Regions from separate parts of the Mus musculus genome. Here all the other regions are linked to region 3. The links are chromatin loops, found by intact Hi-C in ENCODE. Cell type or tissue: gastrocnemius. All regions are shown on one strand. Region 1 overlaps Stam (signal transducing adaptor molecule (SH3 domain and ITAM motif) 1). Region 2 overlaps Mrc1 (mannose receptor, C type 1). Region 3 overlaps Hacd1 (3-hydroxyacyl-CoA dehydratase 1). Region 4 overlaps Cubn (cubilin (intrinsic factor-cobalamin receptor)). Region 5 overlaps Mrc1 (mannose receptor, C type 1).

Region 1 (5,000 bases), 100 kb before region 3:
TTTAAAGTAAAGAAAAAAGAAACTGATATAAAGTCAGTATTTACTGTGACACAGAGAAGTATTTCGCCATTGAAGGAAAAAAAAAACACCCATGAGTATTTCATTCATTCTGGGGCTATTTCTGAAAAACTTTATAATGAGACAGGAAAAAAAAAAGGCTGGTCTAGAGATAAAATGATGGGGAACAAGTTCAAGGCCAGTCTATGTTACAATGTTCAAAAAAAAAATCTTCTTCCCCAAATCAATAGCTTACCAAGAGAAAATACACACACACACACACACACACACACACACACACACGCACGCATATTCTGTACTTGAAGTAAGCCATTATACCTTTATCTTTAGCTCCATTATAACAGAAAATTGAAAAAAATACCAACAATATCTAATCTCCTAAAGTCAAGTATATTCTTTATCCTTAGAATTATTCTATGTTCCTATAAAAATAAAAAAATAAATAAAAAAATATTACAAGAACATTGATAAGAGTTCCTGGCGGAGCAGTGGGAGGGGGTAGGTAATAGAGAATGATTATGACCAAGGTACAAACATGCAAGTATGACAATGTCACAACAGAACCCCAGTATTTTGTATGATTATTGTGTGTGACACAAATAACACTAAAAATAAGTTCATCAGAACAATCAACATAGTAGCTTACATTAAATAAATCACATAATCGCTATCATTAAATAAATCAACATAGTAGCTGACATTCTGGAAGGCTAACTTGCAACTAAACGGGGCAGAATGGCATTTTCTTCACCATTTAGGATGGTGACCTTTTATTTCATCTAGAATATTTTCAAGACATTCTTAATCAGCACCAAGGACAAAAATTACAATGTCCCAGTGCTGTAGTATCTGAGCAGTGTGATGGCCAACGAGAAGACACAACAGAGTCAACGAGAGGATGCACTGCCTCCATTTTGCTTGAGGACCAAAATTTCACACTCCGCACTGGAACCCCGAGAACAGTAAATCCTCAGTCTCATGCTACCTTTCTTCTTTGGTTATTCAAGTATGCCCCAGCACTGCAAGGCTGGGTATGACGATTACTGCCAGCTCAGAACCAATAAACAGGAATGACTACAAAGGACAGCACTTCTGACAGAGAGCATATGCTCTGGCAAGGGTAAGCTCATGGGAGAAGGCTCCCTGGCTTGCTGACAGCTTCAGTCTACCCAAAGCATGTCCAGAAGGGAAGTTCTCACAGCCGTGCTAGAACCATGCAAGCCCAGTGCGGCAGCACTGTCCCACTCTCCGTCCTCATCTACATCAGTACAGGTTGTGTCCCGAGTGGCTGGGCATGTCAGACAGGAGAGGGGAAGTGAAGCTAGCACTGACTCTGTAGGTAAATCTCCAACAAGGAGAAGGCTGGTCTCGGATGAACCACAGAGCTGCCCAAGATCATCTACTGACCAGAATGCTCACTTAAGAAAAGCTGTATCTATGTGATAGTCCTCGGAATTTCTACAAGAAACTGAAATTTCCATTTAAGGATATATGTATGCATGCATGTGTGTGTATATACATATATATTCAATGCCTCATTTATATCTCAAGTCAAAATGCTATCACTACCATCAAGCACTTCCTTTTCAAGAAATCCTTATGACAACTGAGACATTTATAATGAAAGTTAATGACATGATTTTAACTTGTACGATGCAATTATATGTGTGAATATGCTATTAAGAAGCCTCTTAAAAGCAAATATAGTTGTATCTGTTTACTTCTTCAGTTTTAGCAACTCCTTTGAATGTGTTCATTAGTTTTTCACTAATTTTGGTTTGGAGAAATAGTAGCCATATCTTATATATGTTTTATATAAATTTTCCATCTGGGATGTGACCTACCTTGCAGATACATATACTATCTCCAGTATCTATCATGTTTATCTTTAAGATACACAATGGTCTATGATAAAGAACCCATCTATAAAATCCATTAACCAAATGAAATAGAACTTGGATTCTGATTCACAACAACCTATTAGTGTTTACTGTTGATCTTGCATGTTTCTAACTTAAAACTGTGCTTGAACCAAATGTGTGTAACTGAAAATATAGCCCTTCTACACTATAGCACTTATGGAATTACCTCGAAGCTACCCACCCTGAATGGGTGTGTGAATCACTGAGAAAAGCTTACTATGGTGGTAATAGAGGAAAGCAGCTAATTGTTTTTAACAGTTTCTTAAAACAAAACTGCAGTGCCCTCTTCTGGCCTCAGCAACCACAGACTAATTGGTTATACACACCAGCAGAAACTGCAAGGTTAACCAAGTTTATTTGTATGTGCAGTTTCTGAAATAAGCCTGAAAAATTAGTCTCACTACTTCCATGCATGCTTGTGTGGTCTACGTGCAGTCTAAACACACACACACACACACACACACACACACACACACACACACACACCCCGTCCCTACTCATACTCAGGGAGGAGTCAGAGAACACCAGGTGTACCGCTCTAGTATGCAATGGCTGCCTTATACCCTTAAGACTTGGTCTCCCACTGAAAACTGGAGATAAGCAGGTTTGATCCTACATCTAGTTTTTTATGTTGGTGCTAGCAATTTGAACTCAGTCCTCAAGCTTGTATGACAATGAAAAACGCTGTTATCTGCCGAGACATCTTCTAGCCTGTAGTTTCACTACTTCTAAAACAGTCATGTGAGTTCTGATTTATGTATCTTTTAGGAATAACAGTCACTTTAATGAGAATGGATGTTCAGATATGGGTGGTAGATAAATAAAAATGTGTATGAAAGTCAAAGTGTAAAATCTAATAGAAACTCCACAGCTTCTGTTCTGAATGCCCATTTTAACTGTATAGAAATAAATCTATTCTTCTGCTTAATCTTAGTATGTGCTTTTTATTTACAATACTTTGTATAAAAATAAAATAAATACGAATGTTATGGGACATAAAAAAATTAAATGATACTACGAAGGAAGGAAGGAAGGAAGGAAGGAAGGAAGGAAGGAAGGAAGGAAGACCAACCTAGAATGTAGGAAATTCTATGATATATTGTGAATCTTAAAAAGCCAATATAGGAGTAGAGAAATACAGTAATGAGGATTAACCTAGCAGAGTTAAGGGACATTATGGAGGTGGCATGTGTTCCTGGAATGAATCCTAGATTTAAGACTGTATAGATACGTAAATACACATATTTAAGACAGCTTGGAGGACAGTCTCATCTTAAGAACCACTGTCAGTTTTCCCCGGACTTAACAGTGGTTTAGGTTACATGGGAGGCTGTTCTGATTTTTACAGGAAGCATCATGAAGTAATCATGCATACAGTTTCTATCTATAGCATGTTTACCTATTCAAAAGTAGGTGTGTGTGTATGTGTGTACACATGTAAATCTACATACAAGTACACAAGTACATAAATGTGCACAAAAAGATGAGGCAAAATGTGAGTAATTAGTGACTTTAGAGGAAGAATATTTGTGTAGTTGGTGTTTTGTAGGCTTGAAACTTCTCTGAGCAGACAGCGGTTGGGTAGAGCACCACCCATAACAGCCGCCAAGCAAGTTCCTACTCCCCTACCAAGGGAAGATAACTGAAAATTAAGACCTTAGAAAAAAGAAACAAAGATAGATCCTTTTATATATTCTTTATACTAAGAGAAACAAGCAGGTATCAAGCCCAAAAATGAAAATTAAAAACCTAACAAAATTGTTAGAAAATGACAAATAAATAAAAAATTTTAACCCTAAGTTTTGTTATTAACATAAAAAGGAGGTGTACAGGAAGTTGTTGTTGTTACTATTATTATTATACAACTGGTAAGTAAACAAGGTAATAAGTAAAAAAAACAAAAACAAAAAAATGATTTTAATGTACATCGCGTGAAAATGTGCCCAATCATACCAATGAAACTCTTATTAGAAAATAATTTCTACAGTTTGTTACTGCTGCACAGGTTAGTATGCAGGACACTCATCTAACACAAACTTAAGCACTGGACAAAGACTATTTTAAGTTCCATGAGACAGATGTCACCCATGAAAGACCTCTATACTGGAAATGAACAATGCTGATTTATTGAACACTTTGAGGATTAAAAGGGAAGAGGAAAGAAATGTTCCAGAAGTAAGAAAGAAAGAAGTGAGTAGGAAGGGCATGTCTGGGCACAAATTAGAAAAATGTCCCTAGCTAAGTAGGGGTGACAGGGAACAGTCAAGAGGTCAGAAGAGTCTATTAAACCCTCTTAGCACACACACAGGCTACAACTACTGATCTCAGGCACTGACATATTATCACCCCAACACTGCATGAGGACTGTAGCACAGGACAGAGCTGTAGTCTGTCTCCTTTAGGAATCATTTCTATAAAAACATTTCTCAAACCTTAAAAAGTAATAAAACCCATAGACATTTACTCTACAGAAACTGTTTAAAAATAGTCTATTTATCAAATTATAGACCGCTGTTATGGTTTTTGAGACAGGGTCTCACTATGTAGCCTGGTGGGCTTAGAACTTACTCGGCAGGCCAGGCTGGCCTCAAACTCACCGAGCTCCGCCTGCCTCCACCTCTGAGTGCTGAGATTAAGGGTGTCCATCATCATCTTCACACCCAGCAAGGATTGTGTGAAGTGCAACTTGCATAGAGTTTAGAACAGAGCTAAATGGCCTGTCGGCCCCATTTTGTTCCCTAGTCAGGCCGCTTGAAGGATGGAAGGCTGGTGCTTCCTTACCCCTCAACTTTTCTGCCCGGTTACCCAAGTGACGTAACTAAGACAGAATCCATACCAGCTATTTATTCATCTCTTTATATGCTTGGTAATCTAATACATAATGAAAAAAATATATGCATTGTAAAACGGGTAGCTTTTTGTTTTTTCGTTTCACCACTGACAGACTTAAAGGGTAAGATGCATACTGGAGAATAATTTTTTTTTTCACATGAAGGTATCAAAATTAAAATGGAAATATAGTTGTAAAACAGAAACTTATAAAAATACAAGGAAAATACA
Region 2 (5,000 bases), 260 kb before region 3:
ACACACACACACACACACACACACACACACAGAGAGAGAGAGAGATAAAAAAAATAAATCTCTTTAAAATGCAAAATAAAGTCTGTGGAAACATAACCACCTGCTCATACATGAGCCCAAAATTCCGTGGAACAGCTGTTCCCAAATCCTAACCCCATTTTCAAAGAGGTTCATTTTTACATTTTTCTCAATTAACTAAAGATAAAAATAAATACCTCCAAATGTTTTTCTTCCAATATTCTTTAGTGAACTAAAAGTGCAAACAGATACTTGTTTTGGTTTTATTTGTCTCCTAAACAAGATTGTAACTTCTGCCTCATGCTCAACTTGAAACATACTGTGAACAGCTCTATGTTGTGGCATACAGCACCAACTTCCCCACTGCCAGTAACCACATTACGAATTCAACAGCGTGTGCCTGCTTTGCCAGGAATAATGTTATTTTATCTGAAAATTGTTTCCCTCTGCACATCTCACTGCTCCGGTTTTAATTCTGCTATGCCAGGAATCAGCACTTTGTGGTGAAGAGAGGAAATCCATTACTGTGTTTCCCTGCTGGGTAGCTGAGACAAAAAAATGTGGTGAGCCAGATCAAGAGATGTGAAAGTCATGTTCTTGTATCATGTGTTGTTTGACCTTTTCTGTGGGTGTCTGAATAGCTGGTGAATGTGTTAAAGATTCTTGTGGAAACTTGGTTGGTTTCATGTATCATGTTGTCCTAAGAGAGTGCAGTGCACATCTGTGCCTTAAAAGAGTAAGCATTTGGGAGAGCAACATGCAAGTTTCTAGTATCTTCTCTTCTGTACTTTTTCAGATACATAATTTTGGATAATTATTTTGAAAGTCAAAGATGCTCTGGGGCTGGAGATATGAAGCAGTAAGTAAGAGTTAGGACCCAAGTTTGGATAACAAAAGACCAGGTAAGAGCTGGATGTGGCAATATATATGCCTATAACCCCAGCATGGGGAAGATAGAAGCAGGAGGATCTTTGAAGCTGACTGGATGCTAGCCTAGCTACAACTTCAGTGAGAGATCCTCATGTGAGATGCACAGGGGGAGAGTGACAGTAGAAGATACCTGGTGCTCTCTATTGGCCTCCACATAAGCACACACATCTATGTGCACCTGCACATACACGCATGTGCACAACATACAAGTATATGTTCCTCCACATCTATCCAACTAAAAGAGATTCTAAAGAATATATATCCTAGCCGGGTATGGTGGCGCAGGCCTTTAATCCCAGCACTCTGGAGGCAGAGGAAGGCGGATTTCTGAGTTCGAGGCCAGCCTGGTCTACAAAGTGAGTTCCAGGACAGCCAGGGCTACACAGAGAAACCCTGTCTCAAAACAAAACAAAACAAAACAAAACAAAACAAAACAAAACAAAACAAAAAAGAATATATAGCCTAGTTTTTTCCTATAACCTTTTTATAAATTTACACACACAACAAACTTCTATTGGATTTTTTTTCTGTATACAACATATATACCAGGATATGTGATTCTACAGTGTCCACTTGAGCACCACCTAACTTAACAATTTCTAAATCCTTTGCAAACCTCACCCTGTTCGCAACACATCGTGTCTCATCAGTCCTGGCTACTGGAATGGCCTCCTCATTTTGAACATAAATGTATTTCCCTATATCCATCACTCATTGACGCAGATCTTCCTCTTAAGGCCACACAAGGTGGACCATCCAAGGACATGCATTCTTTTTCTCAATGTAAAACTTGAAAAGTCTCTGATCCATACTTCAACTGCTATGGTTTCCAAACCCTTCAATAGCTTAGTCTGAATCTCCCAAAATTGGTCAATATCTGCCTTAGAGCACAAATCATAGATTGAATGGTATAGTTATTTCAGCAAAGGGAGTCCCCAAAGGGTCACCCACGAGTGCTCAGGACCTTTATTTCTGGATAGAAGAGAGAAAGTCTGTGTGTTCATGCATGTGGGCATATGTGTTGAGAGCAGCGTATCTCTATGTATTCCTCAGGATCAAGCCAACTAAGGTTTTATGTAAAAGGTCTCTTACCAGTCTAGATACTGCTAGTTTTATTAGGTTGATGGGGCAGAAATCCTCAGGGATTTTTCTTTCTCTAACTCCTGTGTGCTGGAACTACACATATGTCAGCACCCCAGGCTTTGCACATGGGTGCTGAGGGTTGAACTCAGGACCTTATGGCTTGTGCAGCATGCTCTTCATTGGCTGAGGTTTCTCCCCAGCTCCAACTTGTGTCTCTTGACAGAAGAATAAATTTTACAATCCTCTGTATGATTGTGACAAACATTCTCTTACCAGATACTCCCATAGCTCCAGCTTATCCTTGTGTCTCATCAAAAAAAAAAAAAAAAAGTTTTCCTACATTTGTTTAAAGTTTACATTAAAAAACCAGCTTTGTTGTGTTGTGAATTATATGGTCAGGGCCCAGACACAAGCAAGTGGGAGACCAGCAGCTGCTCACTTCATTCTCAGAGCTACTCTTCCTTGGCCCCTTGCATAGCAGATTTGTTTGGCAACGGGACAAGATGAGGGCTGGGACCCAGGTATTGATGCTAAACTCCACTTCTGACCAAGGATGCTCCTTCCCCCTAGGCTCTATAAGTGTCATTTCTCTGTCCATATGCTGGAATAATAATAATGCCTGGCTCATAGGATTGCTATGAAAATGGGAAAGAATTCTATGGAGAATTTTTTTTAAACATCCCAGTATATCTAGCATCAATGGGAGGGGAGGACCTTGGTCCTGTGAAGGCTCGATGCTCCAGTGTAGGAAAATGCTAGGGTAGTGAGGTGGGAGTGAATAGGTGGGTAGGGGAGCACCCTCATAGAAGCAGGGGATGGGGGATGGAATAGGAGGTTTGTGGAGGGGAAACAGGAAAGGGGATAACATTTGAAATGTAAATAAATAAAACATCCAATAAAAATACATTAAAAATGTATATTATAGTATATTATCTATATGTATAGTATATTATCTAACACTAAATAAAATAAAATAATTCCTAATAAGAAATTGAGAAGATTTTCCCTTACTCTATCTTATTACAAAAAAAAAGAAAAAAGTCTATTATAATAAGCAACAGTGTATCACTTTAGGGCAAATTTACATATATATTCATAATGGCCAGGGATATTCATAACTGTCAAGATGTACCTTGCTCTTGTGCATTTTCTATGGACACCAGGTTTCCTTTCAGTCCTTTGCAAGCTTGCCGTGCGTCTTGCCAGCTTTTTTTTTCTTCATTAGCAAATCCAAAAATTTTAAAGCACTGAAACGGAAGGGGAGGACAAAAGCAGAGGTTTTAGCTAAAGATAATAAAGTTCACATCAAGAAATCAAGTCATACATGAAAATTCCAGATAAATAAAAATTTTCTCAGGCCTAAAGGAGAATTGAAAAGGAAAAGTAAACCAGTTTGATGGCCCACATATTTCTCTGCAGAGTTTTATTTTTCCCTTGAGATAAAGGGCACAGATCTTTGGCTAATAGTTCACGTATGTTTTTACTTTCCGTTGAGAATTTGTGATGGGATTATCCAGTTATTGGTGATGACATAGGCAGAAGTTAACCCTGATGGCTGTGGTTGCCATCTCCCACCGTCCCGCAGTGACCAGTGCTGCTGAGGTTTAGTGGCACACAGTGAACAGCGCTGCTGGGGTGTAGTGGGAAATGACCCTTATAGGCTCGCACAGTGACCAACACTGCTGAGGTTTAGAGTCCAGCAGTGACCAGTGCTGCTGGGGTTTGGTGGCACACAGTGACCAGCGCTGCTGGAGTGTAGTGGCATACAGTGACCAGCACTGCTGGGGTTTGGTGGCACACAGTGACCAGCGCTGCTGGGGTGTAGTGGCATACAGTGACCAGCGCTGCTGGGGTTTAGTGGCGCACAGTGACCAGCGCTGCTGGGGTGTAGTGGCACACAGTGACCAGCGCTGCTGGGGTGTAGTGGCATACAGTGACCAGCGCTGCTGGGGTTTAGTGGTGCACAGTGACCAGCGCTGCTGGGGTTTAGTGGTGCACAGTGACCAGTGCTGCTGGGGTATAGTGGGAAATGACCCCCATAGGCTTGTGCTTCTGAATTCTTGCTCCTCAGATGATGGTGCCGGGTTTCGAGAATATGTAATCTTTGGGACATGGGCCTGGCTGGTGGACATAGGACATAAAGGTAGGCCCACAGGCATGCAGCTGGACCCTGTTCCAGTACTTTGTGTCCTAATCCACCATTTGTTCCCACCTCCATGGAGCCTTCTACTCCACCTGCTCTGCTCTGATAGACTGTGTCCTCCGAAATAGAGAAGCAAAATCTCTCTTGCTTCTATTACCTTTTTTATATTAAAAAAAAAGAAAAGAAAAGAAAAAGAAAAAGAAATCCACCTAGTGCAAATACCAAGATGGAGGTCAATTTCCTCCCATACCTTGTTCTTGTACAAATGCCAACCTTCCTTGCAGCCACCTGGTGTCGTGGGTGTGGTAGGCATGGCAGTGGCATTGATGCTGCTGTTATGTCTCTGGCAGATGAAGTTATTTGGATAACCACAGTTGATGTCATTCCAGAACCCTGTAAAAGAGAAGAGCTAATGTAAATCTGCATACTCTTAATTTAAAACATACCTTCAATGATACAATATCTCAGGAGGGATCTCAGAAAATGGTTCAGAATAACTTTATTTTCAAATGACTAGAAGAACCTATGCAATCTCTCTCCTCTCTCTCTCTCTCTCTCTCTCTCTCTCTCTCTCTCTCTCTCTCTCCCTCTCTCTCTCTCTCAACTCATAAGAGTTCAGAAAGATTACTATATGCTGAGTTTACTCTTGGAATTACAGATATATTATTAAATTATTAATTACCAATAGTCAATCATATAATACTTAAGTATTTGTTTATGTTACTTTATTTAATCTTCTCAACAAAAGACAAATTACATCAACACTCCCACTTTATGCAATGAAAAAGAGCTAGAGAGAGGTGAAGGTAATTGATTATAAATATAT
Region 3 (5,000 bases):
GGCATAGTCTCATAAGAGACAGCTATATCAGGGTCCTTTCAGCAAAATCTTGCTAGTGTATGCAATGGTGTCAGCGTTTGGAGGCTGATTATGGGATGGATCCCTGGATATGGCAGTCTCTAGATGGTCCATCCTTTTGTCTCAGCTCCAAACTTTGTCTCTGTAACTCCTTCCATGGGTGTTTTGTTCCCAATTCTAAGAAGGGGCTAAGTGTCCACACTTTGGTCTTCGTTCTTCTTGAGTTTCATGTGTTTCTTAAATTGTATCTTGGGTATTCTAAGTTTCTGGGCTAATATCCACTTATCAGTGAGTACATATCATTTGAGTTCCTTTGTGATTGGGTTACCTCACTCAGGATGATGCCCTCCAGGTCCAACTTAATTAGCCCTTTGCCAGGTATGTGATTTGCAAATACTGTTTCCCGGTTCCAGCTGTCTTTCATCTCCTAACAGTGGCTCTCAGAAAGCAGGTACTCCTAATCCTAACTCAGAACCTTCTCTGCACCTTTCAGTTTAACTCTTTATGGGCATGGGTGCCTATTTTCAGTCAGTCAAAGCACTCATGTGTTGATTACAAAAGGAAGTAGCAATTTAATCTTGGAAATGCACTGAAGAGTTGATAATGGATAGTACATGAAAGTATAGTGTGTGCAATTGAAAGCCATCTCTCCTGTAGCCCTAATTGTTAACCTAAAGAGGATACAAAGAAAATATTCCAAATTAGGGTGACAATTTTCGACTGATTGAAATGGTGGGTCCAGGCAGTGAGCAGAGATAGCTACTAACACCACAAAGAAAGAACAGCCAGGAATGTTTTGCTCCTTTAGAAATACACTAGAACACTTGTCAGAGTCTGGTGGAGCCCTAGAACTAACTGCCAATTTACAGAAATACAGGAGGCAGAACATAGTAAATGACCTAGAACCTCAAGTATCCAATTAGCTCAAGACAGTGAGCAGCCTGCAGGCCCAGCCACCCAGTGTTCATCAGAAAACTTGAAAGAAAGGGATAAAGGGAAGGGGGAGGGAGAAGGAGACCTGTAGATTCAAGAGACACACCAAATATTTAGAATAGATGAATTCTGTCTAAAGTGCGCATGTGCATGATGCTAATGTGGTCAGAAGACAAAGTTCAGGAATCATTTCTCTGCTTCCACCACGCGGGTTCCAGCGGCCAAATTCAGGTCATCAAGGTTAGTGGTAGACATCTTTTCACCCTCAAGGTTTTATAACAACCAGAAGCGGTTATTTTAATGTAGGACACTGGGGATTATAGTTTTAGTCATAAAGATAATAATTTTAGAGATATACAATAAAATATTCAGGGCCATATTAGAGAGTGTTGTGGATCTAATTAAAATTAATCAGAGCAGTGTCGAGAGGAGAGGCTTGGATGGAACAAGATGACCACAGCATGGCAACCCTTGAAGCTGGGTAGGAGGCACGTGGGGGCCTTTCTTTACCGTTCTGTATAATTTTGTGTAAGTTTGAAGCTGTTTTATAGTAAAAATTGTAAGTTTTCCAAAAGAACTATGAATGTAGATAACCAAGTGTTTCAAAGAACACGTATTGTGTCTAGAAATCTAGAAATCTAGAAGAAATCTTGAAGAAAAAGTGCTAGAAGATCGATAGAAGAAAGAGATAAGCTTGCCAAGGACATTGTAGCCAGAGTGACTGACATACAAAAGCCCTTTCATTTTGTAGGTTCTGGCATATGTTGCTTGTCACAGCACTGTCCTCTTACCTTTACTCGCTAAGTTAGTGCAATTTGAGCCAAAATAAATCATGTCCTATTTATCTCACATCTAATTTAGCACCTCCTTATCTTAGTAATACTTGTTGAAAGATGAATTAATTGATGAATGAATGGAAATAAGCAAGCAGGAACTCCTTTGAGACAGCTCTTGATTGTTTTTGCGCAGAGAATCTAGGGGTTTTGTTGGTTTGTTTGAGACAGTCTCACTACATAGCCTTGGCTGGCCTGGAACTTGCCCTGTAGACCAAGCTGGCCTTGACCTTGAAGTGACCCTCTCTCTACCCTCTGCTCCTGGAGGTCCAGGTGTGCACCGTTACTCTAGGCTTGCAAGTCTGGTTTGTCAAGGACGGAAATTTAATCTATTTGACTCCATGCAGTTGTTATCTCTGGCACATTTAAAAGCAAGACAGAACCGAGCATCCCTCAAACGAACTCCCAATGGGAGGAATTCCAGTTGCTATGATTTTTGTTTTGTTTTTTAATTATTAAACTGATACCCAAACTTTGCTAACTGTAGGACCCTTAAAGAAACTTTGGTCCTTGGTTGTGAAGGTATCCCTGGGAAATGAGCTCTGACTAGTTTATGCAGGTCTTGGCCTTCTTTACTGAAGCACAGATGGAGTCAGAATAAAAGCCTCTGGTGATCTTTTCCAGCTCTGGTGCCTTCATTTGTTTTCATCTGTGTAGTGTGTAGCTGGCACAATGCTGCCACCTATGGGGCAGTACCAGACTTGAAATACCACATAAATACTGTTTAAAATGCTAGGAACACTTAGTGCTTTGAAATACCACATAAATACTGTTTAAAATGTGAAAAACACTTACATGATGTTTTTGTTAACTTAGAAGTTGCCTTGCAAATTAAATTTTATAGGTGTCTAACTTGTGTCTGCCTGCAAAAGCCAGGTGTATGTAAAATGAGTATGTCTTCACTAACCTTTTGGTTTTCTTATTAGAACCTCAGGGACTTAGAATCAGATTGATACAGTTACTACGCTTTGAGCTGGGAAGGTACTTAAACTACCACCAAGTCAAATGAGTGCTTTAGGATTGACTCAGTACTGATTCCAGAAAGGGCCCTTACCAAAGGCAGGGTCAAGAGCTGAATCAAATGAAGCTGCGATGTGCTAGGACCAAGGTTTGGGGACTTTAGAGGTTCATTCCCAGCCTTGCCCGTTATCGTACTCCAAGATGCATTTTGTAAGGTTTCTCTTTTCCCCCCAGTGTTAAGGGTTGAGTCGAGGGCTTCTCTTGTAGTCTGTAGGCAGTCTACCACTGTGTTATGTCCTCAGTGGTAGGTTTAGTAAGTTATCCTCATAACTATGAGTGGCCTGTAAACTTTTAAAAATCATACTATGGAAATGTTTGAGCAATTTCTCCCTATGACTTTACAATGTAAGGTAAGCATGGATTGTTCTGTGACCATAGTGGTTGGAGCAGCCCAAGACAGCTCAGGAGCTTAGCCCAGGAGCTCACTCAGCTCAGGAGCTCAGGAGTGGGGCCTCCAGGTCTCAGCTGCTTTGCTGTGTCCCTTTGTGTCTGCTTCTTTAGTAAAAGAGAATAATCCTTCACAAGCTTGCTGCATGGACCAAAAGTGGTGTGTGGCCGTGTCTGACAGATCTGAAGATGCACTTACGTTCTTTGCTGTAATTGTTCATATTTCTGCAACACAGAAGTCTGATGGTGTTAGACCTTTGCGTGGCCTTGTGTTGTTCTGTCCAGTGTGCCATGTGGTGAGCAGGTGGAGAGGAGAGTGGTCTGCGTGTGCACTCTGTCTTTCAGTTTTGTCAAGGCTGTATAGTCACTGCTATCTTCACAAAGGAATACAGTTAAGCCAGTGGTTCTCAACCTTCCTAAAGCTGAGACCTTTTAATACAGTTCCTCATGTTGTGGTAACCTCCAACTATTGAATTATGTTCATTGCTACTCCATAATTGTAGTTTTGCTACTATTTTGAATCATAGTGTAAATATCTGTGTTTTCCCAATGGTCTTAGGTGAGCCCTGTGAAAGGGTCGTTTCAGCCCTGAAGTGGTTGCAACCCGCAGGTTGACAACTGCTGATTTGACTGTACACTTCGATAGCTCCCTATTATTAAAGCCTAGGGCAATTACTCATATCTGTAGATGGAGTGTTCCAGGCTTTCAAAAGCCACTGAGAAGGCAACTTTCTTAAACTTCAGCATACAGGAATAGAGATGGAAACCAGGAAGTTAGCTCTCACCAGGAACTATATCAAGTGTGGGATGTGTGTACCAAAAAGCTGCTGTCCACAAGTGTAAATTCATGGTGAAGAGTGCATACTTAACAGATATGTGTAAGCTTACAAGGGTTAATATATGTTCTTTTCTTTTTAAAAAACTCCAGCCTTTAGCTGGGTGTTTTGGCAAGTATGTTTAATCCTAGCATGTGGAAGACAAAGGCAGGCAGATCTATATGACTTTGAGGCCAGCCTGGTCTGCACAGTCAATTCTAAACCAGCCCAGCCATCACAGTAAGACCTGACTTCCAGCATCAACTCTTTGAAAGCAGGCTCAGCTCATATTTGATCCATATGTATCTCTTTTATACTACCGCCATTGGTTTTGTTTAGTGAACATTAATAAGTGATTCTTATTAAAGATTTCTGTGTGTGCCTACATAAATTACATGGTATATATTTTCTTATGAATACAGCTTTTGGCCAGCTTTTTATCTTGAGACTTGTACTGGTTAGTTTACTTATTGCCAACCTGCTACCTGGGCAGAGGGAAAACCTACCTAGGAATTGCCGAGATCAGATTGACCTGTGGGTCTGTCTGTGGGACATTGTCTCGCTTGACAATTGATATGGGAAGTCTCAGCCCACTGTGGACCATACTGTCCCTAGGCAAGTGGGTCTGGGCTGAATAAAGAAAAGAAAAAGCTAGCTGAGAGAGGAAGCAAGCCAGTAATCCATTCCTCCATGGTGTTTGGCTCAGTTTCTGCCCAGGTTTCCCTCCATGATGGACTATGCTTTTGATCCGAATGTTTTATCACAGGAATATAAAGAAACTGGCACTATGACATTTTGTAATTATGAAATGCTTTGATGATCTCATTTTTTAAAAAATACACACTCTACTGCCAGTCTGTCAGTTTAATTGCTGAAAACAACTGTATGCTAGCTACGGCTTTGTTGGTAGCCGGCCCTTCGTATATTCCACAGAACACCTTTTGTTCTCTTTCCCTCTGGGCTGTTTTTTTTTTTTAACTTAACAAACTAAGAG
Region 4 (5,000 bases), 770 kb after region 3:
TCCTAGCCAGAGATGTTTTGTTTAAACATTTAAGAGAAGAACCAAGAGTGCATCACTTGCCATTGCCTAGGTATAGAAAGAGCCTCGCCAGCTCAGATGCCCAAGTAAATGTGCACTTCTGCAGACTGCAGTGACTCTAAAGGCTAGCCAGATTCTGGACTATGGAACGATGAAGGGAAGTGGGGTAGCTTCTCACATTGAACATGTACACGCTAACAGCAGCTCTTCATGCAGGTCTACAGGGTGAGGAATATTATAGGCACATGGAGCCATTTACTTTTCCCACAAGGAAAAGATTTGTTTTTGATCTTCGGTGTTCTTTGTTCATTGTGGCCACTTTAAGCTTTCCAGTGGGAAGCATCCTTCCCCCGGCCCCCACTGTGATCCCAGGAATAAAGTACAACTGGAAACAGGCCAAACAGTGGTGCCCCTTCCCCCTTGAAAGTCCACTGTGCATTCCTCAAAATGTGTGCACACATAACACTCTGTAGGATCATGGCACCGGCTAGTATATCACAAGAATGTCAGTATTTCTGAGGCTATACTTTATCAGATATTTCTAAATCCCAATGCAAATGGCGAGTGCTGTAAATTCTTATATGTCTTCATCTACAAATACTTGAATATGTAAAGCCCCATTTCCTATTCTGGAGTCTGAGTGGCCTGACAAGAATAATGGGAGTCTCAGGCTAGCTTGGGCTAGCCCAAGCTAGCCCAAGCTAGCCCGAGCTAAGAAGGTGATACTGTCTCAGAAAACAAAACCAAAACAAACCTACTGGATTTACCTCACGTGTTAGTGATGAGCTGAAACAGAGGTGATCGGATGGGTAACCAATGGTGGGTTTTCACAGGTAAGAAATGGCAGCAGCAGCAGTTCACCACTGCTTGGCAAGTACTGCAGCAACCTGCTGCCCAACCCCATCTTCTCTCAGAGCAATGAACTGTATCTGCACTTCCACAGCGATGACTCAGACACCCACCATGGATATGAAATTATCTGGGCCTCCTCTCCTACTGGTAAGATGCTCACTCTGAGGGAAGCTCCTGTGGGCTGATGGGGTGTCCACCACAGGAAATAACATTACAGGAAATAGGAATGCGGCCTTCAGCACATTAGGTCTGCGCCTGATGATTTTCTGTTAAAGACGCAGATTTCTTAACAATGAGAGTACTGAATTTTCAAAATCCTACAATTATTTATCATTTCTTTGATGTAAAAGACTGAAATTTTCATATAAAAGGTCTGACAATGTAAACATTCCATGTAAACATTATTTTTGTTCTTCGGATGGAATACCCAGGAGTTCTCTTTGAGAATTCAGGAAATGAAATCACAGGACAAGTCAGGGCCAAATCTGTGTGTGTGCAGGCAGCTGGCTCTATCCACAATGAGCAGCGGGCTGCACATGTGACCGTGTGTATGCACGTCTCATGGTATGTGTCTATGAGAAGCTCAATCCTTCATGGTTCCTATCATTTGGTGGCAGTCCTGTGTCGTAATTGCTACTTCAGGGTGATAAATGTCTTCTTGAATTTTTGGTCCACTGTTCATTAAATAGCAGGGAATTTAAGTCACATGAACACATTTAGATCGAGAAAAGAGGGATACCTCCAATACTTCAATTTTATAATATCTGGGAACCTACAAAATAAAAATCATGAAAGGAATCTTTTAAGTATATTAAGGGATAAGAGAGGGTCCCATTCAATAATCACAGAAAACAAAATCTACACACGGAAGGAAGCCCAGTCATTAACTTCCCTGATTGGTGAAAAGGAGGAACCGATGAATGCATTGGCCATGGCCGCAGGCCTGCACATGAGGGAGTGAAGCCGTAAGCCACTCTGACCTACATAGTAAGAACTGATCTTGAAGAGAGAGGGAGAGAGAGAGAGGGAGAGAGAAGGAGAGAAAACTCCATGCTCCAGGAAACATGGCTAACTCTATCTTTACACGGGAAGTTGGTTACTTGAGGAGAGACTTTGATCTTGGGACCCATAGGCACCCTGTTGCTATTACACACCAGAGCCCCCACAGAAAGGTGACCCTGCTCAAGGCATTGTACCAGATTTAGAAGTTGAGAAGGTCTTAGAACTGCTAGAGTGGGCCTGATGAGTTTTGTTGTAGCATCTAAGCTGTGACGTCAGACGTCAGTCGTCAGTCTGGGTGTGCCACAGAATGTGAGTTGATTTTCGCAGTCATTAATATTTTCTATGCTCAGGGAGTCTGCTGTACCCTCAAAGCATGCAGATGGAGACTTTTCTCTTGGGGTAACTATTGTATTGTTTTCCAGTTTGTTCCTAGCTTGAGGTTAGCAAAGAATAGTCCCGGGGGAATTACCTTGGGTCACAGCCACTGGGAAAGGACTATCCAGTGGGGATGGGCCCGGAGGGGCTCTCAACCAAGAGGAGGGTTTCCATGTTGGGCGCTTTCTACCTGTGTGGGAAAGCAAGCTGGATGCTAAATGGAACCTTTGTCCATTCTTTCTTTGCAGGCTGTGGAGGGACTCTTTTGGGCAACGAAGGTATATTAGCCAACCCTGGCTTTCCTGACAGCTACCCAAACAACACTCATTGTGAATGGACCATCGTTGCTCCTTCTGGAAGGCCTCTCTCTGTTGGGTTTCCCTTTCTCAGTATCGACTCTCCAGGTGGCTGTGACCAGAACTACCTCATACTCTTCAATGGTCCAGATGCCAACTCACCACCCTTTGGACCGTTCTGTGGCATCGTGAGTAAACAAACAAGCTATTTTACATTTCCACATGTAAAATTTCACATGTGATTTTTTAAACAGTGACGGTAACGGTAACTACAGGCACATGCAAACCAAAAAAAGAAAAAAAAAAGTTGTAATTCAGTGGCTTTCTATTTTGGGAGTATGAGCACCATCTAGTGGCAGATATGTCATATTACAGTTACCACTAAAAGCTACAGAATCAAACCTTACCAGGGAGTTAGGGCACTGTTTTTAATTTTTCTCCTCTTTATTCGCACGGCCCTTTGAACCAAACAAGGCAAGAATTATATCACTGGATGTCTAGAGAATTAAAAAAATATAAAACTTATTTTAAAGCTTGTAAGATTTTATTTTTAGAAACATTAGAAAGTACATCGTAAGTTTAAAAGTTTGAGAATTCTATGTATTCACCACTTACCTTTCTTTGAATACATATACACATTTGCATATTTGAGCACACGTATTTTCATATCTGAATGCATACACATATCTGCATCTTTTAAACTGTTTATAACTTACCGATCCTCCACTAACACCTTCCCACATTAATGAAGAAACTTTTTTGATGTATTATTTCCCATGTACCTGAGTGCAGCCTGGATTACTAAACAAAGCCTCTGGGTTTCGAAAGTAACTTCTCCCCAACTATATCCACCATTACAGCTCTGGGGAACATATCTTAATATGGGAAAATCAGTTACATGGGGAAAGAATTTGATCTTGGGACCAGTAGGCACCCTGTTTGCTATTATATGCAGGATAAAATGAGAGATAACTTTGTTATCTTTGTATGGCTCCTGTGTGTAGATTTGAGTACCTTCCAAGCAGTCAGATCTATTTGAAGCCACAGTTGGCAGCCTGTGCTGCAGGAAGAGTTCACTCTGGACTTTGTAGATGAAGGACAGAGGCGCTGGAAGGTGGATGACTCCCTCTTGTAGCTCAGTGTCATCTCAAATCCAAGGAGATAATGGATACGCTGTATCCATTATCAAAGTATACTCCTTTCCATATGTAATGAGTTTTCCATTTATTTTATTAACATTTCACAATGTTAACCTATCATATAAAGCATAAGAATAAAAGAAATAAGAACTAAACGCTAAGGTAAAGCGCCAGCAGCCTGGCGGTTGTGTGTGGGTCTGCATGTGCTAACACCAGCAGCCTGGCTGGGGTGGTGTGCATGCGCTGACACCAGCAGCCTGGCTGGGGTGGTGTGCTTTATGGCACAGCACTGATGCGTGCCATTGTTCACATTAGTTCAGATACACAGAAGATAAAAGACCAGTGAGGCCCACCATTACCTCCCCAACCATCGCCTTGCAGCCTTCTGTCTCTGGAGGCATTCTGTTGTATTAATTAATGCACTAATTATTGGTGTGTCACAGTTAGAAATATATGTTGCTTCACTCTTAGAACTTCTATAGAGTTTCTATAGGTAACACTTTAAGTATGCTGATATTTCTAGAAATATGTTTGATTTAAAAAATAACCTTTCTTCCCCTCCTCCTCAATTGCAGGACACTGTGGTAGCACCCTTTCATGCTTCATCAAATCGGGTCTTCATAAGATTCCATGCGGAGTATGCAACCGTTTCTTCAGGATTTGAAATAATGTGGAGTAGCTGAATCGGGAGAGCTGTGTGTAACCCCTCTGGCTCTGCCCCGCGCCGTCAGACGCAACCCGCAACCCTGCCCAGAACTCTGTGGTTCTCATCCCCATCTCTGCCCACGCCATCAAACACGGACTGAGCTTCTATGGCCTTTACAAGAGAAAGTGTATGACCAATTTTTTTACATTTGGTGTTCTGAAGGCAGAGCCTGGTGGTGTTCCACTCAGGTGTACATGCCATCCTTACTGGATGCACCATTTAGTGGAGACCTTTTAAAACGTTCTTTAAAGGGTAGAAATTATCCTGGCACACTGATGTACATTTCTAAAAGTTGGTGATACAAATAGCTGTATGGTTTCCACTATACAAAAGTCAAAGTACGGGTAATAAACATTTCTTAAAACCATACAGTTCCATTGTCTCCATTTTTAACCCATTGCGATCAGGTTTTCACTGTGACGTGCGCTCGAAGATTTATTGTGGCCTCTGAAACTGCTTCCCAACACGAACTCCGACTTCTCCTCCTTGGATTTGTTTCCATCACACTGAAAAGGGCATGGTGGGCCATGCAGTAGGAGCATGTGCAGTACCACTCACTTGGCAGAAAACCAGGAAGTGAAGCACTTTAGCGCCCCAGTTCCTCCTGCCCAG
Region 5 (5,000 bases), 250 kb before region 3:
CTGTTATTATCCTTTGAAGGGCTGGATTCGTGGAGAGATAATGTGTGAATTTGGTTTTGTCATGGAATACTTTGGTTTCTCCATCTATGGTAATTGAGAGTTTGGCTGGGTATAGTAGCCTGGGCTGGAATTTGTGTTCTCTTAGTGTCTGTAAAACATCTGTCCAGGCTCTTCTGGCTTTCATAGTCTCTGGTGAAAAATCTGGTGTAATTCTGATAGGCTTGCCTTTGTATGTTACTTGACCTTTTTCCCTTACTGCTTTTAGTATTCTATCTTTATTTAGTGCATTTGTTGTTCTGATTATTATGTGTCGGGAGGAATTTCTTTTCTGGTCCAGTCTATTTGGAGTTCTGTAGGCTTCTTGTATGTTCATAGGTATCTCTTTCTTTATATTTGGGAAGTTTTCTTCAATAATTTTGTTGAAGATGTTTGCTGGTCCTTTGAGTTGAAAATCTTCATTCTCATCCACTCCTATTATCCGTAGGTTTGGTCTTCTCATTGTGTCCTGGATTTCCTGGATATTTTGAGTTAGGATCTTTTTGCATTTTCCATTTTCTTTGATTGTTGTGCCGATGTTCTCTATGGAATCTTCTGCACCTGAGATTCTCTCTTCCATCTCTTGTATTCTGTTGCTGATGCTCGAGTCTATGGTTCTAGATTTCTTCCCTAGGGTTTCTATCTCCAGTGTTGCCTCACTTTGAGTTTTCTTTATTGTGTCTACTTCCCTTTTTAGGTCTAGTATGGTTTTGTTCATTTCCATCACCTGTTTGTATGTTTTTTCCTCTTTTTCTGTAAGGACTTCTACCTGTTTGATTGTGTTTTCCTGTTTTTCTTTAAGGACTTGTAACTCTTTAGCAGTGCTCTCCTGTATTTCTTTAAGTGATTTATGAAAGTCCTTCTTGATGTCCTCTACCATCATCATGAGATATGCTTTTAAATCTAGGTCTAGGTTTTCGGGTGTGTTGGGGTGCCCTGGACTGGGTGAAGTGGGAGTGCTGGGTTCTGATGATGGTGAGTGGTCTTGGTTCCTGTTAGTAGGATTCCTACGTTTACCTTTCGCCATCTGGTAATCTCTGGAGTTAGTAGTTATAGTTGACTCTGTTTAGAGATTGTTCTTCTGGTGATTCTGTTACCGTCTCTCAGCAGACCTGGGAGACAGATTCTCTCCTCTGAGTTTCAGTGCTCAGAGCACTCTCTGCTGGCAAGCTCTCTTACAGGGAAGGTGCGCAGATATCTTGTTTTTGGACCTCCTCCTGGTCGAAGAAGAAGGCCCAAAACAGGGCCTCTCTCAGAAGCTGTGTTGCTTTGGCAGTTCCCAGAAGCTGTCAGCTTCTGTGGTGCAGACTCTCACCTGTGCAGACTAAATTCCTAAGTTCCAGGGAGTCCTGGAACCAAGATGGTGACCGCTGCTCCTGAGGCTGAGGCCGTCTCCCGAGCCAGGCGGACACCTGTCCTCTGGTCCGGACGGTGGCCGGCTGCCTGTGGCCCGCCAAGAGTGCTGCCTCAGCGGCTCTGTGCTTCTGCCCGTCCCAGAAGCTGTCCGGTTCTCTGGCGCACCCTCTAACCTGTTCAGACTAATTTCCTAAGTTCTGCTGAGTCCCGGAACCAAGATGGCGACCGCTGCTGCTGAGGCTGAGGCTGCCTCCCAAGCCAGGCGGACACCTGTCCTCTGGTCCGGATGGTGGCCGGTTGTCTGCGGCCCGCCCAGGCTGCTGCCTCAGCAGCTCTGTGCTTCCGCCCGTCCCAGAAGCTATCCGGTTCTCTGGTGCACCCTCTAACCTGTTCAGACTAATTTCCTAGGTCCCGCGGAGTCCCGGAACCCAGATGGCGACCGCTGCTGCTGAGGCTGAGGCCGCCTCCCAAGCCAGGTGGACACCTGTCCTCTGGTCCGGATGGTGGCCGGTTGTCTGCGGCCCGCCCAGGCTGCTGCCTCAGCAGCTCTGTGCTTCCGCCCGTCCCAGAAGCTGTCCGGTTCTCTGGCGCACCCTCTGACCTGTTCAGACTAATTTCCTAAGTTCTGCTGAGTCCCGGAACCAAGATGGCGACCTGTAACATATTTTCTATCTGCCAGAGTAAAACAAAGCTACTAACAACATAAAGAGGCCACAGTGAGTCACTGGCAGGCAGCAGGAGACTGTTTTTAAATTTAAATTCAAAAGGATACTAATCCAGAATGTGGAAACATGTGCATCCAGCCAGCAGAGGGCAGTACCGGGTCTCTTAACTGCAGAATGGGGGCAGCGGCCATGATTCCCCAACAGCAGAGGGCAATGTGGTTCCATCCTCTTATTGCTATGGCGTCAATATGTTTTAATTCAAGGGTCAGCTTGTTTCCTCGGTGTCATAACCCAGCTCCTCTGACCACAATGCCTAACCTGTCTTTGCTCTAATTTCCAAGATATCATAAATAATATCATGTGAGTCCCACAACACCACGGCCTTCCCTATACTGCTGGTTCTGTGTTATGGATATTAAAATATCAGGTTGAAGGGAGCTTGTACCTGTTTCAGGGATAAAATAGAAGGTCAGAGGGTGAAAGTTCCAGAAAGCAAAACTGCATTGCCTTTCTACAGCACTAAAGGGCAGGTCTCCCATTAGCCCCTGCAGCTGCAGTGGATGGCCAGAGTCCCGGCTGCTGATGGGAATGTTTTTAAGGACGTGACTCTAATCCAGGATTCTTGGTGGCCTTTTGATCTTCTGTTCCTTTGGAACACTTATCTGTTTCCAACGTCCCCATTCTTATCCTGTGAAATAAGGGCCCCACAGTTCCCTGATGCTGGTATTTTTGTTTGTTTGTGCCAATGGAGGAAACAAATTGGGGTATCAGAAGGCTAGCTCTGTAATGTAAGAAAAAGAGGGGACAGATTTGTACCTTTTTGTATCTGACAAATCCAGTTGTTGAGGTGTTCACAGTTGATATCATTCCAGGACATGCCAGGGTCACCTTTCAGCTCACCACAATATTCAACATTTTGGTAATTATTTGGTTCACCGTAAGCCCAATTTTCATAGGAAACCTATGGTGGAAACATCACACTTGATCTGAACCACAACACCAGGTTGCTATGCTGTGCTAGAAACACCACATTAGGCTGCAGATATACCACGTATACCACATTAGGCTGCAGATATACCACGTATACCACATTAGGCTGCAGATATACCACGAACACCACATTAGGCTGCAGATATTAACCACGTATACCACACCAGTGCAAATTCAAATTGGGAAAGGAAAAAGAGGGGCTGTTTGGATTCTTCATTCATTTGCTTTTTACTTTTAGCTATGGAAGCACATTTTATGGACATGGGTGAGAAAGAAACAGCTTTTATTACATGGAAACTTTTAAGCAGACTAGAGTAGGGAATTGGTTTTTATAACATTTCCTTTATTCCCATTAAATAGAATGAATCCAGGGCCACAAGCAATGGGATTTATATGTAGGAAAAAGTTAGCAAGAAACTTCCATATCTCAGTCGGTAGTCGCAATTTCCTAAATTTACAGCCTGTTCTTAAGGGATGATATTTCAGTAAGTTGTTGGAAGCTTTTCATCTATTACACAGGCTACAGAAAAATAATTAGAGAAGAAAAAGTCTTATAAAATGTGACTAACTGAACGACCAGCCTTTGCCAAAATGAACAATGGAAACAACTTGGGAATGTGGGTAGTTTTCAGTGATCAGAGTCTGAAGGGGTCTGGATTAAGAATTATGATCAGTTTTCCATAAACATGAAATCCAGACACCGATGCAGCCACCAAAGAAACCATGTCACTTAAACAAGTACCTTGGAAGATGCCTGTGGGTTCCAAGAGAAAATAGTGTTAATATCATAAAACATCCTTTCCCAGGATGACCAGGACTGCTAAATGTTGCTAGCAAAAGCCAGAGCTTCCCATTTCTCAAATTTGGAGAAGTCCATCTGACTCTAATGGCTACCAAAGTTGTGTCCAGTTTCACTGAACTAAAGGCACCTGCAAAAGAGCTTTGAAGATATTTAATCATCTACATGCTGGCTTTGTGTAGAATTGAGTCATTTGGTATAAACTGGGAGGCATGGTTTTTCATTCCTTAGGTTATTCTCATCCACAACTATGCTTAAAGTATGTGGAGGCCAGGGCTGGACAGTGTATACTAAACTTGTATTTATCTTACATAAAAATGTCTCCAACTGTCTTAATGACATATCTTGATAAAACACCAATAAGTCCAAATAATAATGCCAAAATAAATACACTACAGGGTAAAAAAGAGAGAGAGAGAGAGATTTAAAACTACTTACGGGAGAACCATCACTCCAGGTGAACCCCTCTGAAGGACTTCCATAGGTCAGTCCCAACCAAAACAGCTCATGGTAGCTTCCACTGCTCCTGCAACATAAAAAGAAAGAAGATACCTCATCCTGGAAGGTTTTCAGTCTTTCAAAGGACCATCAAGAGTTGATAGATCCCTCTGAAACACACATTAGATAATACACAAGCAAAGAGAATAACAATTAAATGTGTCCTACAAAATTTGCCTCTGATGGTTAATATTGATTTTACACTTGATGGGCTGTAGAATCATCTAGCAAACAAGTCTCTGGACACATCTCTGAAAAGTTATCTAGATTATGTTAGTCTTGACGAACACCTGTGAGGAATTATCTCGATTAGATTGAAGTGGGAATACCCACTCTAAAAGTAGGTGGCACCATTCCTTGGACTTGTGTCCAATACTAGCTAGCTAAGTACCCCTCTAATTTCCTGTTTCCTAATGCCAATCCAACTTTCATATTGCCAATGTAATGTAACCAGTGGGTCTTCTACTCCTATTACCATGCTCTCCCTGCCATAACAGATATGAACAACCTCTCGAGCTATAAGCCACAATAAACTCTGTCACCTTTAAGTCATAGAGAAAAGTGACTTAGAAAATGTGAATTTGTATACCACTTATCAATATTCTGAACCCTGGAGCACTACTGGGGAGGGGAGAGGATCTTAATAAGGCATCTAA

What was found. Peaks named below come from ENCODE experiments on the same cell type or tissue, not always from the same donor. Only the 100,000 strongest peaks of a DNase experiment are listed, where the experiment ranks them.
Region 1: a loop joins it to region 3, with 3.0 times the contacts of the local background. A loop is called at or near these places in 19 of 42 quality-filtered maps.
Region 2: it touches region 3 in a loop (6-fold over the local background); 32 of 42 quality-filtered maps call a loop at or near these places.
Region 4: a loop joins it to region 3, with 3.0 times the contacts of the local background. A loop is called at or near these places in 11 of 42 quality-filtered maps.
Region 5: it touches region 3 in a loop (5-fold over the local background); 32 of 42 quality-filtered maps call a loop at or near these places.

Annotation. Positions count from the first base shown.
Region 1 is chr2:14,148,255-14,153,254 of GRCm38, reverse strand. Stam (signal transducing adaptor molecule (SH3 domain and ITAM motif) 1) reads right to left here. Exons shown (of 14, transcript NM_011484.3): 14 at 4,917-5,000. Among named protein-coding and RNA genes, the nearest start is that of Tmem236, 24 kb to the left of the region's middle. In gastrocnemius, a CTCF peak has its summit at 2,225 (motif pointing left); DNase peaks (open chromatin) are centred at 1,172 and 2,249.
Region 2 is chr2:14,308,246-14,313,245 of GRCm38, reverse strand. It overlaps Mrc1 (mannose receptor, C type 1), which reads right to left. Exons shown (of 30, transcript NM_008625.2): 20 at 4,425-4,567; 21 at 3,164-3,278. Among named protein-coding and RNA genes, the nearest start is that of Mir511, 50 kb to the right of the region's middle. In gastrocnemius, no CTCF peak of the experiment used is centred here; a DNase peak (open chromatin) is centred at 2,520.
Region 3 is chr2:14,046,027-14,051,026 of GRCm38, reverse strand. The region is part of intron 1 of Hacd1 (3-hydroxyacyl-CoA dehydratase 1); the gene reads left to right. Among named protein-coding and RNA genes, the nearest start is that of Hacd1, 7.5 kb to the left of the region's middle. In gastrocnemius, a CTCF peak has its summit at 2,470; a DNase peak (open chromatin) is centred at 2,458; H3K27ac peaks cover 606 bases.
Region 4 is chr2:13,276,093-13,281,092 of GRCm38, reverse strand. Cubn (cubilin (intrinsic factor-cobalamin receptor)) reads left to right here. Exons shown (of 67, transcript NM_001081084.2): 65 at 852-1,017; 66 at 2,496-2,731; 67 at 4,258-4,755. The coding sequence ends at 4,365. The region is part of intron 1 of Gm13270 (a long non-coding RNA gene); the gene reads right to left. Among named protein-coding and RNA genes, the nearest start is that of Gm13270, 7.0 kb to the right of the region's middle. In gastrocnemius, a CTCF peak has its summit at 2,898 (motif pointing left); a DNase peak (open chromatin) is centred at 2,383; H3K4me3 peaks cover 248 bases.
Region 5 is chr2:14,292,818-14,297,817 of GRCm38, reverse strand. It overlaps Mrc1 (mannose receptor, C type 1), which reads right to left. Exons shown (of 30, transcript NM_008625.2): 14 at 4,285-4,372; 15 at 2,874-3,018. Among named protein-coding and RNA genes, the nearest start is that of Mir511, 34 kb to the right of the region's middle. In gastrocnemius, a CTCF peak has its summit at 2,224 (motif pointing right); a DNase peak (open chromatin) is centred at 2,227; H3K27ac peaks cover 811 bases.